4 separate regions of the Homo sapiens genome follow, and regions 2, 3 and 4 are each linked to region 1. The links are chromatin contacts, found by Hi-C or POLR2A ChIA-PET in ENCODE. All regions are on one chromosome and are shown on one strand. The core of a region is the stretch at or near the end of the contact, and the rest is flanking DNA. Distances in the headings are between cores, read along the strand shown.

Region 1 (3,053 bases), core at 1-2,500:
TGAGAGCAAAAAGTGGTGTTGGGTTTTCTCTTTTACATCCTTAACTGACAATAAAAACTTGACCAACTACGTCAGCCCCACCACAATGCTTTGATGGTCAAAAACGAAAACACAGAGAGCCCTCCCAGCCCGGCCGGCCCCTGGAGGTCCTGTCTGCATCAGAGCTGGCAGCCCAGCCCCGCCCCTGAGAAAGAAGGGGGAGGGGAAGGAAGTTGCAGGGTCTCCTCCTCCACACTCATCTCTGCAGCTGGAAGGGAAGGCTCCCGCCCCAGAGAACGAGTGTCCAGTTGACTCCAGGCCAGGAAGGCCCCCTCCCCGTCCTCTCTCTCATCCCTCCCAGGGTGCCTGAAATTCCAGCCGGTTCTGTAGATAAGCCTATGGCCTGCAGCCAGGGTGGTGCCACGTGGACCCCAGAGGAAGCCAGGGTGGGCTGCGGTGGCCTGGGGAGCCCCGAGCAGAGCACACAGCGTGAGTGGAGGCAGCAGGGGCCAGAGTCAGGCTGGGAGGGGGCTGGGGTGAGCACTCTCACAGTGGCCGGCGGGGCTGGACCAGCCAAGGGCAGTGCAGGACGGACGGCAGAGCAGGAACCGCTCATCCAAAGACCACATGTGCTCCAAATCCTGGCAGGGGAGGGAGGCGTTTCACAGTGAGGAAACCGAGAGTCCCATGTCAGTAAGCAATGAGCTAGAATCCGCACACGGCCCACCGCTACCAAGCCCTTGGATTTTATCAGCCACCCCACCACCTTCCAACCAGGAGGGCTGGAGGACCCCCTGGATCATGACTGGCTCCCCTCCCCTCGGGACCATCCCCCAAGCTGAGTCTATTCTTAGCCATCAGCAGAACCAGGTGTCCACCAGCAAACAGAGGAGTTTCTAGAAGGGCTACGCCCACCCAGACCATCATCAAGCGCCCAGCCAGCTGCCCAGGCCTCACCCTCCAGCTTCTTCCCCACCCAGCCAGCACTTAGTGGAAGAAAGGAACCTTCCACCAGACCCACCACTGTGAAGAGTCCCCACCCCGGCTCTGGGACGTGGCCTCTCGGCTGTAGGGCCTGGTGGCTGTGGTGGTCACACTGTGGGTGAGCTGGCCAGACGCAGGAGGGATCTTCTCATAACTCAGTTCCTTGAGAGGGGTGCCAAGAGCAGGACAGGCACAGAATCAGAGCCTCCCCTGCCAACGCCCACCCAAAAACGAAGGTGGCTTCCTCTTCTGCACTATCACCTCACAACAGGCATTTGAAGACTCAGCAACGTGCCCTGGTGGCAGTGTGCCTGGCCATGCTCTATGGGAAGCCAAGCAAGGTCTCTGCCCTGGAGGAGCCAGCACTCTAGGAGGGAGGCAATGTTGAAAGGTGCTGTGAGCCTCCGAACAAAAATGCAGCAGGGGGACGGGTGCGGTGGCTCACACCTGTAATCCCAGCACTTTGGGAGGCTGAGGGGGGCAAATCACCTAAGGTCAGGAGTTCCAGACCAGCCTGGGCAACATAGTGAGATCCTACCCCTACCAAAAATAGTTTTTAATTAGCTGAGTGTGATGGTGTGCACCTATAGTCCTAGCTACTGGGGAGGCTAGGGCAGGAGGATGCCTTGAGTTCAGGAGTTCAAAAAATGCAGTGATCCAGGACCGCACCACTGCACTCCAGCCAGGGCGACAGAGCAAGACCGTATCTCTTAAAAAAAAAAAAAAAGAGAGACACTGAAGGGCTGGGGGTGAGGGGAGAGGGCGGCTGCTCTTAGGAAGGAACTCAGGGAAGTGACAGCTGAGCAGAGACCTGATGAAGGAGCAAGACACCAGGCCAGGAAGGAAGAAGAAGGTAGAACTCACTGGACAGAGAACTCAGTGAGTGCAAAGGCCCTGAGGTGGACGGGAGGGATGCCACAGGACAGCAAGACCGGCGTGGCTGAGAGTGGCAGGGGGCAGGGAGGACCAGGAGGCCCTGAAACACCAGGTGCCAGGCTTCATGCTGAGCCCTTGGGCATGATTCCATAGCCTCATGGTGGACCCCTCCATAACCTCATGAAGGAAATACTATTATATTCTCACTTTGCAGGTGAGGAAACTGAGGCACTGCCTTAACAACTCCCCAGGGTCACGCAGCCAGGCCCAGGATCCCAACCCCAGGCCTGGGTCCATCGGTGAGGAGCTTTAACCACTGCACATGCGGCCTCGGCCCCCAGGACCACAGAGGCCCCTGGAAGACTCTGGCCCTTAAAACCCAGCATGGAACGTGGAACCCTGGAAAGCTCTGAGCCAAGACTTGATTTTGCAGCCTGCAAAGCTCCCAGGCTGGCGCGTGTACACACTTCAGGAGCGCAGTGGGGCAGGGTGCCTGTTCAGAAGCTGACTGCACTGACCCAGGTGGGAGGCAAGGGGACTCTGTGATCTGAGCTACTAGAGGGAAGGGGTGGTCATCACCTGAGATGGGGACACGTGTTGGGGTAACAGCTGGGGGTCACAGTGAGTTTGCAGTGCCCAGAGATGTCCAGGAGGAAGGTGCAGACACAATGGCCAGGAACCCTGGGGTGGACTGGACACACCCCACCGTCAGGTTTCTATCACACCCCGGCCCCACCCACCTGCCCCTCAGTCCCTCCCACTGCCCACTCTGGATGACCAGCTCAGGGCATCTAGTCTGGGCAGCTGGCCAGGAACCCCTTCTGGTAGGAGACACTGCTGGGGCAGAAGGTGCTGGGAGCAGGCCCAGGCTGTGCAGCCCTGGGCAAGTAAGCTCACCTCCCTGACCTGCTGGGTCTCATCACTTAGAGCCAAGAACTCCCTCAAGGGTGTTTAAAGGTGAAGTATGATCATGTAGGTAAGAGGGCCCAGCAGAGCCGCTAGCACTGGATTCCCCCCTGCTCCCCCCACCCAGGGCTGAAAGTTCCTGCAGTCTTCCCACCCTAGTCCCCAACGCCCTACTCCCCCAACCCCCAGCTCACATAAGCCTTCCCCGCACCTGCCGCCCAGTGCACCTGCTCCTGCGGCTCACAGTCCACTGCAGCATGGCCAGTTCCTTGGAACAGCATATACCAACCACCCCCCTTCCTCTCTCC
Region 2 (3,053 bases), core at 352-2,851, 720 kb after region 1:
GGATTACAGGCGCCCACCACCACACCCAGCTAATTTTTGTATTTTTAGTAGAGACGGGGTTCCGCCATGTTGGTCAGGCTGGTCTCGAACTCCTGACCTCAGGTGATCCGCCCACCCTGGCGTCCCAAAGTGCTGGGATTACAGGCGTGAGCCACCGCGCCCGGCCATAAGCCAACTTTCTACCAAAATTCTTCCTAGGAGTACAGGAAAGACAAGTTAAAATTTCTCCCCAAGTTTCAAGAAGATAGTCTAAATATGGAACTTCAAGTCTCAGCAAAAACTCAAATCTATACAATATTTTATCTTCTCCCGGTCAAGGAGACAAAAAAAGCAAAAGTATCTTACAGTAATAAAAAATGGGTAAAATGCAATTAAGGCGAGGAAATGAAAAATGCCACAAGAGGTACAACTAGCATAACTGTCACTAAAAGGTTTGAATTAAGTAGGTTTACCACTGCACCATATTCACAGGCTATATATACATACACACACACATATATACACATATATATGTATATATAGCATGCATTAGCTCTCCAGAGTGTACTAAAAAAGTAAAGTCTACGCTCCCCAGAGTTGTTCCTTTCAGTGCAGGCTTTTTGTTCATATTCTAATGTCTTCCAAAGTTCCTGAACAGTCAACTTAAGATCATGTGTGTAGAAACTACTTTAAAACATTCTTGACAGGCTTTCTACAAGTAGCCCGTATTTTTCTGATTTGATTTAAATAGATCCAATTACGGAATTCCCTACCGACCTGCCGCCGCCGCCTCCTCCTTACTCCGGAAGGGGCCACTAATCCCAAGGGTTACAACCAAGTACAAACATTCATTGTCATTTCTTTTAAGAAGGCATGCTAAGATCCTCACTACTTAGTTGCCAGAAGACAACTTAAAATCAGAAACAGGGATCTAGCACAAACCAAATAGAAATACAACTATTCCAAAAAAGCAGGGCTTTGCCTGTCAAGCTGTAGCCTCATCCTTATAATAAGCACCGATTTCAAGCCACGATAACATCACGGCTAAGTCTTCAGCTGTTTTGCAGATTTCACGTTAACTTCCCTTGACCCTTTCAACCAACTACTTCAACTCGGCCCACTTCTTTCCACTCCCGCCCCAAACCTCAGTTAAAATGCATTTCCCTCCAAACTTCACGTCTTAACTGTGGCCTGACTTACGTCTTCTCGTCGCCACCGCTCCCAGTCAGGGCCTTAGTTCTAACCATGGCCGCTTTTCCCGGTTGGCCTCCAGCCTCCAGCCCCCTCCCATAAGTCTCGAACCTGCCTCGAACAGCCGCCCCGAGGTCGATTCTCCCAGTTCCTCCAACCTGTGCCCAGGCGCCCGTCCAGGCCCCCAAAGCACGCAACGGCCGAGCCCGAAAATGGCGGAGAGTGCCGCTGCCTGCTGCAGGCGAGCAGTCCCGTGTCGCCGCCGCACTCACCGTCTGGCTTTGAGCAGAGCTCCTAAATGGCCAGCGAAGCGTTCGCCTTCAGAGCCAGAAATGTCTCTCTTGTTTGGTCTCCCCACCCCGATCCTCTCAATCCCGCTCCTCCAAAGGAGCAGCCGCCATCTTCCCCTATGGGCCACCGAACGCACGCTCTGGGGTCATCACGCACTGGCGGGACGGCGCTACGTCACGCGCGCCTGGACCGCGGGCCTCTGTGAGGTTCGATCTGCGCATGTGCCTAGGTGAGGTGCCGAGCCGCGAGACCCTGCAGAGCGCTTCCTTTGTTCCGGAGCGAGTAGGACGCGCTACCTCCTGGAGGAAAGAAGCGACTGCGTTTCGCAGTGCTGACTTTTTTTTACAGTGTGAGCTAACGTGTATGCTCTGAAAAACACCCCGTTTTCCAGTATGTGAATGAGTATATTTGTACGGGGCCAGTACGGCAGACATAGCGGGTCGTTGGACCGAGCCCACCGAGAGTGGATCTGTGGGAAGCCACTGTGGCACCTTGCTGAGTCTGTTCACCCGTGCAGCTAGCTGGTGGCAGCCCTGGCAGATCCCGGCACACAGTCAGGCTCCACGCCTTACCCGAGCCAGTTGTGCCTCTAGATTACGCCTCGCTTAAAGTCCAGCGACCAAGATAGAAAAACAGCCCCACGATGCAACCATTTTGGAAAACCGCTGCAGTTTCTGCCAAAGCTAAATGTACGCTTACCTTGTGACCCCAGAAATTTCACTTCAAGAGGAATGAGTGCATACGTCCACCAAAGGCATGTGCAAGAATGTCCATAGCACGTTTATTCGTAGTAGTAAAAAACTGGTAACCTAAATGTCCATCAGCAGTTGAGTGGCTAAATTGTGGTGTATCATACAGTGGATTTCTACAGAGAAATAGGAAGTTACGGATAAACGCAACAGCCTGAACGAATAGCAGCTACTGTTAACTTAGGCACAAAGAAGAGGACGCTGTATGATTCCATTTTGATGAGGTTCAAAATATAACTGCACAGCAAGTTGTTCTCCAGTATGAATCAGGAATCGTACCAGCCTGGGGAACATGGCGAGATCCCATCTTTGCGCGTCGGGGTGCGTTCCTGTGACCGCCTTCCTGTGATCGTTCCTGTGATGGGTACTTGGGAGACTGGGGTGGGAGGATCACTTGAGCCCAGGAGTTGGAGGGCGCAGTGAGCCAAGATCGTGCCAGTGCACTTAAGTCTTGGAAGCAGAGTAAGACCCTGTCTCAAAGAAGTCTTACTTTTGACTCCATAATCCCCTTCCAAAAATCTATTCTAAGGATAGCCTCAGAGATGTGAGTAAGATTTGTGTACTAATCTTTGAGGTATTAATGATAGCAAAAAAAAAAGGAAACAGTAGCAGACAGTGATTAAATAATGGCACATCCATACGTAGACTATCATGCAGACATTACACAGTATCTAAAGTTTTTATGATAACATCAGAAATGTTTATAAACTTCTATATTTTTTCTTTTTTTAGAGACAAGGTCTCTCACCCAGGGTGATCATAACTCACTGCAGCCTCAACCTCCCGGGCTCAAGTGATCCTCTCACCTCAGCCTCCCTAGTAGCTCAGACTAATGACCTGTAC
Region 3 (3,053 bases), core at 283-2,782, 610 kb after region 1:
TTATACAAATCTCTGAGACCCTGCTTTCAATTCTTTGGGGTATATATCCAGAGTGGAACTGCTGGATTGGATTGTAATTATATACACACATACACACATAACTGTATACAAATATGTGTGTATATACGTTTATATGTGTCTGTGTGTGTGTGTGTGTATATATATATATATATATTTTTTTTTTATAGTAACTTCCATACTGTTTTCCACAGCGGATATAGCATTTTACATTCCCACCAACGGTGCACAAGGCTTCTAGTTTCTCCACATCCTTGACAGCACTTGTAACTTTCTGGTGTGTTTTTGTTTTTTTGTTTTGATTGTAGCCATCCTAATGGTTTAGCCCATGCTAAGTGATCAGGCTGGTCACTATTATTATCAAGTGAGATAACAAATCAGAATATATTTTGAAAAAGAATTGCATCTGCCAGGATCCAACCAAGAAAACAGAAAGCATTAAAAGGAACTTAATGGGGGAGATTAGTTACACACAGGGGATGGAAAGGCTGAGAAGCCAAACAGCAGGAAGCCGTTAACCTTACATCCACCTAGGGCAGAGGACAAAGGACACAGGGCCACCCAGGGGAAGCCAAGGTGGTGAGGGGAGCTGTGGAGGCAGCTGGAAGAATCTGGAGGAATCTGACCTGTGAGAGGAACCACAAGCAAACACCCTCTAGGAGGCTCTGAGAAACAGCAGGGCACGTGGGTGCGGCCTGGGAACAGATCAGGATTGACCTGCGTGCGAGCCAGCTTGTCACAGTGATGTGACGATGAGTCAGGACACCTGGGCGTGGCGCTGTCCAGAGCACGAGAGTGACACCAAACACATGGGACAGCAGCACCGAGTCTTGGACAAGGGGCGCGAAGGAGTCAAGGATGTTGCCAGGCCTGTGGCCGAAACTGAGAACAGAATAGAGAAGCAGGTTGAGGGTGCTGGGTGTCAACCCTTCCTTTATCAACCCCATGGTAAATGATCAGGATGGTCACTATTACTACAAGTGAGGTAACTAATCAGAACGCAACTTTCCCCAAAAAACCCACCTGAGTTACACAGGTCTGAACTTTTTTAAAAATTAAATTTTTATTTTGAGATCACTGTTTGTGTTCAGTTGTAAGAAACAAGAGAGATTCTGTGTACCCTTTACCCATTCCTCCATGTTGCAAAACTAGCACAATATCACCGCCACGGTAGACGCAGTGAGGCCATAAGACATTTCCGTCAGCAAAAGGGTCACTTCTTGTGCCCCTTTAGAACCACACCCACCCCTGCCTTCCAACTATTAATGCTGGCAGGACTTAGCCAGACCGCAAGGGCGCCTACTCCGAACAAGGAAGAGGGTCAGGCGCTGGGAGGGCGACTGCAAGCGGACAGGCAGCACCTGCGACCACGGTACTTGGGGACACCACAAAAGTCCGCAGAGCAGGCACCGCGGCACTTCCGCGAGCGCCGCAGGCCCTGCCCCTTTCGCCGTCGCCGACCAATTGCCGCCCGAAGACCGAACCGCTTCAGCGGAGGGCCGGAAGTGAGCCGCAGCTTTTCCTTTCTGCCACCGCCTTGTCCAAGATGGCGGACCTCCACCGCCAGCTGCAGGAGTACCTGGCGCAGGGGAAAGCTGGCGGCCCGGCGGCCGCGGAGCCGCTGCTCGCCGCGGAGAAGGCGGAGGAGCCCGGGGACCGGCCGGCGGAGGAGTGGCTGGGCCGCGCGGGCTTGCGCTGGACGTGGGCGCGGAGCCCTGCGGAGTCGGCAGCGGCCGGCCTGACGTGCCTCCCGAGCGTGACGCGCGGGCAGCGGCTGGCGGCGGGCGGCGGGTGCCTGCTGCTGGCTGCACTGTGTTTCGGCCTAGCCGCGCTCTACGCACCGGTGTTGCTGCTGCGCGCGCGCAAGTTCGCGCTGCTCTGGTCACTGGGCTCGGCGCTGGCGTTGGCGGGAAGCGCGCTGCTGCGGGGCGGCGCGGCGTGCGGACGCCTGCTGCGCTGCGAAGAAGCGCCGTCCCGGCCCGCGCTGCTCTACATGGCAGCGCTGGGCGCCACGCTGTTCGCCGCGCTGGGCCTTCGCAGCACGCTGCTCACGGTGCTGGGCGCGGGCGCGCAGGTGGCCGCGCTGCTGGCCGCGCTGGTTGGGCTGCTGCCCTGGGGCGGCGGCACCGCGCTGCGCCTCGCACTGGGTCGCCTGGGCCGCGGCGCCGGCCTCGCCAAGGTGCTGCCCGTGTGAGGACCTCGCGCCCTCGCCGCTGGGGAAGTACGCGGAGCCAGCGCCGTCGGAGACCGCGCCGGCCGAGCTGAGGACTGCACGCCGCTGTGCGGAAGCCCGTGGCGAAGGCCCTGCCCTAACAGCCTGCGAGTCTAATCCGGGAGCGGCTGCTGCCAGCGGAGGCGACAGCAGCGTTGGGAGCTCCTCGATGTCAGCTTTTTGTGCTGGACTTGGCACACGCTCTGAAAACTGAGATTTTGTCATTGAACTGGTGACAGGATGTGAGACGGTTATTAGAAGTTGCTTTCGAAGTAACTGTGGTCTTAGGTTCGGCTGAGTAAAGAAAAAGGATTTTTCTTCGAGTTAGCTGCTCTTGTGATTTTTCTCAGGCTGTTTTGTCATTTTAAAATCCAGTGGTAGATGTAGCTTAGCGACGGTAGTTTTTTGTTTTGGCTATACTAAGACTTGGAAATTATTCTCTCCAGTGTCAGCGAATCCAGAAGGGTATCAGATTAAACACCGAATTCAGCCACTGGACTTTTAAAAGTACTTAAGATGGTTTATCTCGGGTTTTTTCTTCAGTTAACAAAATCATAAATATGGTGCCTTATAACATGAAAGGAAAATTAGTTGTGTATTTCACGACGAAAGCGACGGACCAAAAGAAATTTCCTGCCCCAAGAAGCATGGGATCCAGGAAGGGGCGCGTAGATGCTTAACGGTCTCTTCGGAAATCCTGCAAATAGAAAGATAATTCTAGATCCGGAATACCTGTATCTGGTGGAAACCATGGATTTCTACAAGCTCGAATTATTCCTCATTGTATAGCCTGCTTTGTAAACTAGTTTACAATTTGCAGGCT
Region 4 (3,053 bases), core at 331-2,830, 540 kb after region 1:
ATGTGCTGCCCTATCGCCCCATTCAGTCCTCACGGCCACCGCAGGAGGGAAAGAGGATTGCCATCTCCAAATTCCAGATAAGGAAGGGGTCTAGAGAGGCAGGCAGCACTCAGGCCAGGCGTGGGGACTGCCAGCCTGTGCATCCTCCCCTCCCTCATCCCTGGCTCCTGGTCAGCCCTCCGAGGGTCTCCCAGGGCTAGGGCTGCAGTCAGAGCTCTCGAGCCCCCACCCACCCTGGGCTCTGTGCCTGTGCAGCTGCAGCAGGTGACAGCCGTCTGAGGCCCCTGAGGTTCCAGTCCCACCATCGCTCACTCTTGGAGTGGTCTTCTGCCCACCACTCTATGCCTCGGTTTCATCTGTCAAAGGAGATGACCCACAAAATTCCAGCACAGCCTCTGGCCCCTGCAGAGCCCTCAGCAAATAGCCTCCCTGCCCTTACAGATGACACCACCCTCCTGGCCTTCAAGAAGGGGGACCTGTTGGTCCTCACAAAGAAGCAGGGGCTGCTGGCCTCTGAGAACTGGACCCTCGGCCAGAACGACAGGACAGGCAAGACGGGGCTGGTGCCCATGGCCTGCCTCTACACCATCCCCACGGTCACTAAGCCCTCGGCACAGCTGCTGGTAACTGGCACGCTCCCCTGTCCTCAGCCTGGGTACCCGAGGTCAGGGTGGAGCAGTCCTGGGATGCCTAGTTGGGAGGCCTAGCTCAGGGCCTGCAGCCCACCTAGCAGAGGCCAGGAGGGCCACCCGGGCAGCCCCCACCATTCCTGCGGCAAGGTGTGTGTGCAGTGCCAGCCCAGCTCTTGGTACTTAGTAGGTCCTCAATAAATGGGTGTTCCCTCCCTCTTCCATCATGGGGGTGTCCGGGGGACAAACCCAATCTTTCTCTGCCTCATTTACACTCTGACCCAGGGGGACTCAAGTCTCTCCCTGCACAAGGGAACCACCCACCCCAGCCCCCAAGACCAGCCTCTCCGGAGGCAGGAATGGCAGGCATTGCAACATGTACATACTGAGTGCTGAGTATGTGCCCTGTGCCTGTGGTACGAGTCTGGGCATAATAGCAGCTCCACCCTCAGGGCAGACATTTGGGCAGATAATGACACATGGATGGCAACTGTGCAAAGTGCCACCAAGGAGAGGAACAAATAATAGGGTGGGGAACTTACCCTGTCTGGGAAGGCATCCCCGAGGGAGGGACATTTGTGCTGAGGCCTGAAGTTGGTGGCAGACTAGGCAGGCAGGGCTGGGGTGAGAGGTGGCCCCATGGAGAAGGGGAGCTGGGGAGCTGGGGGTCTGAGAAACCCAGAGTGCCGTGGCCCCCAGAACGGGTGATGTGGGTGCCACAGCCATTGGCACTCACCCTCCCAAGGGAAAGGAGACAGGCACCAAGAGGTAGAGTCATGGTCCTGGGTCACACGGCAGGTGACAGGGGTGTGGGTAAGCCCTGGCCTGTTCAGCCCTGGGCCTGACCCCTCCCAAGTCACTGAGGCTGCCAGGCCGGGAGGAGCCTGCAGGAAGGGCCTCATGGGCGGTGGCTCCTGGGCACCCACAGGCCTGTGCCCCCTTCAGAGCTTGCTTGCCATGTCACCAGAGAAGAGGAAGCTGGCGGCTCAGGAGGGGCAGTTCACAGAGCCACGTCCTGAGGAGCCACCCAAGGAAAAGCTGCACACCCTGGAGGAGTTCTCCTATGAGTTCTTCAGGTGCCCCCCAGCCCCGCTCCGCCTCATTGCACCCCCACCTCCCAGCCCCACCTCACCTCATTGCACCCCCTGCTCCCAGCCCCGCTCCACCTCATTGCACCCACTGAGAGCTGCAGAGAGGCCACGCCACCCATGTGGAGCCTGCCTGGCCTTCCCAGGCCAGGGGAGTCAGGAGGGGCTTGCGGCAGGGTGGGGTGCTCTGGCCCTCCCACAGCCACTCAGGGGTGTCAGAGGACAGAGAAGCGTGGGACAGAGAAGGCCACAGGGCAGGCCTCACACCAGCCTCTAACCTCACAGGGCTCCAGAGAAGGACATGGTGAGCATGGCCGTGCTGCCCCTGGCCCGTGCCCGTGGCCACCTGTGGGCCTATTCCTGCGAGCCGCTGCGACAGCCGCTGCTCAAGCGAGTCCACGCCAACGTCGACCTCTGGGACATCGCCTGCCAGATCTTTGTCGATATCCTTCCCCACCAGCCTGCCTGCACCTCGTCAATGCCAGGGCAGAGGCACCCAGCACATCCTGGCCCTACAGCTGTGCTCTAGGGCAGGAGAGCCCAGGAGATCTGAGAAACCTGGAGTGGCGGGACAGAGCCCACACATGGCTCACCGCAGGGCCGGGGTCGGGGTCAGCGTCTATCCCCAGTCTGTGTCAGCGTGGGGCTGCCCCAGCACTGTGCTCCTTGACAGCCACACCCATCCTCCGGTACATGGGCGACTACCCTTCTCGGCAGGCCTGGCCCACCCTGGAGCTCACCGACCAGATCTTCACACTGGCCCTGCAGCACCCGGCCCTCCAGGACGAGGTCTACTGCCAGATCCTGAAGCAGCTGACGCACAACTCCAACAGGTCTGCTGGGGCGGCGGCCAGCCCACGCGGGCACCCTCAGTCCTCATCCCGGCCCCTGAGGCCAGACCGAGGCTCAGAGAGGACACCGCAGCTGGTGGCGGCAGAACCCCTGCCTGGGCTCCTGCCTCAGCAGTGGGAAGGGTTGGGCCCTTGGTCTGCTCTGCTGATGTCCTAGGGGTGGTCAGAGCAGGAGAGGATGGCCCTGCCCACTCCCACCCTCTGTGTGTGACCTGGCAGGCCATGACCTCTCTGAGCTTCAGTGTCGTCTTCCACAAAATGGGTGCAATGCCCACCCGCCCCCATCTTGAGGGTGTGAAAGCCCGTGGCATCGGGCAGCCTGGCACAGCTGGCATGGTGCAGCCTGGCAGGTGCCCTCCCCCTCGGGCCCTCTAGACCCCAGGCAGCTCTCACATCCGTCCCTGCTCCCCAAGGTGCCTGCCTGGCCAGGGCCCCCTGAGGGGCCTTTCCCGGCTGACAAGTGCTACCCTTCAGGCACAGCGAAG

The links. A loop is a pair of places that touch in the nucleus more often than their neighbours do. ChIA-PET counts read pairs that join two places held with the same protein, here RNA polymerase II (POLR2A). Pooled maps may share reads with other maps.
Region 2: a map of CD8-positive, alpha-beta T cell shows a loop between it and region 1 (19-fold over the local background). The contact joins the promoter of WDR33 here to the enhancer-like site in region 1. A Hi-C loop is called at or near these places in 1 of 168 maps with a recorded cell type or tissue (CD8-positive, alpha-beta T cell), 2 of 37 single-sample maps with no recorded cell type and 7 of 50 pooled maps. POLR2A ChIA-PET finds 5 or more read pairs at or near these places in 1 of 52 experiments (activated B cell).
Region 3: a loop to region 1 is called in a map of CD8-positive, alpha-beta T cell, with 4 times the contacts of the local background. The contact joins the promoter of SFT2D3 here to the enhancer-like site in region 1. A Hi-C loop is called at or near these places in 4 of 168 maps with a recorded cell type or tissue (B cell, CD8-positive, alpha-beta T cell and naive thymus-derived CD4-positive, alpha-beta T cell), 9 of 37 single-sample maps with no recorded cell type and 12 of 50 pooled maps. POLR2A ChIA-PET finds 5 or more read pairs at or near these places in 4 of 52 experiments (Panc1, activated CD4-positive, alpha-beta memory T cell, activated naive CD8-positive, alpha-beta T cell and 1 more).
Region 4: a pooled map shows a loop between it and region 1 (2.6-fold over the local background). The contact joins the promoter of MYO7B-AS1 here to the enhancer-like site in region 1. A Hi-C loop is called at or near these places in 1 of 168 maps with a recorded cell type or tissue (CD4-positive, alpha-beta T cell), 1 of 37 single-sample maps with no recorded cell type and 6 of 50 pooled maps. POLR2A ChIA-PET finds 5 or more read pairs at or near these places in 2 of 52 experiments (activated CD4-positive, alpha-beta T cell and activated CD4-positive, alpha-beta memory T cell).

The regions. Positions count from the first base shown.
Region 1 is chr2:127,087,066-127,090,118 of GRCh38, forward strand. The region is part of intron 1 of BIN1 (bridging integrator 1); the gene reads right to left. Among named protein-coding and RNA genes, the nearest start is that of BIN1, 19 kb to the right of the region's middle. RefSeq lists an enhancer at 1-486. Within about 2 kb of position 1,251, at least 2 of the 41 ENCODE cell types and tissues checked have a DNase peak (open chromatin) inside an H3K27ac peak, as active enhancers do.
Region 2 is chr2:127,809,570-127,812,622 of GRCh38, forward strand. It overlaps WDR33 (WD repeat domain 33), which reads right to left and starts at 1,602. Exons shown (of 22, transcript NM_018383.5): 1 at 1,443-1,602. LOC124907885 (a long non-coding RNA gene) reads left to right here and starts at 1,682. Exons shown (of 2, transcript XR_007087230.1): 1 at 1,682-2,574; 2 at 2,943-3,053. RefSeq lists enhancers at 1-584, 667-1,607, 1,014-1,093, 1,174-1,253, 1,274-1,563 and 1 more.
Region 3 is chr2:127,699,965-127,703,017 of GRCh38, forward strand. SFT2D3 (SFT2 domain containing 3) reads left to right here and starts at 1,533. Exons shown (of 1, transcript NM_032740.4): 1 at 1,533-3,053. The coding sequence starts at 1,565. The coding sequence ends at 2,212. It overlaps WDR33 (WD repeat domain 33), which reads right to left. Exons shown (of 22, transcript NM_018383.5): 22 at 1,063-3,053. RefSeq lists enhancers at 55-1,254, 249-770, 482-851, 771-1,292 and a silencer at 1,612-2,291.
Region 4 is chr2:127,629,204-127,632,256 of GRCh38, forward strand. MYO7B-AS1 (MYO7B antisense RNA 1) reads right to left here and starts at 1,581. Exons shown (of 3, transcript XR_923314.3): 1 at 1,172-1,581; 2 at 234-356. It overlaps MYO7B (myosin VIIB), which reads left to right. Exons shown (of 48, transcript NM_001393586.1): 35 at 442-623; 36 at 1,575-1,705; 37 at 2,003-2,160; 38 at 2,397-2,550; 39 at 3,043-3,053.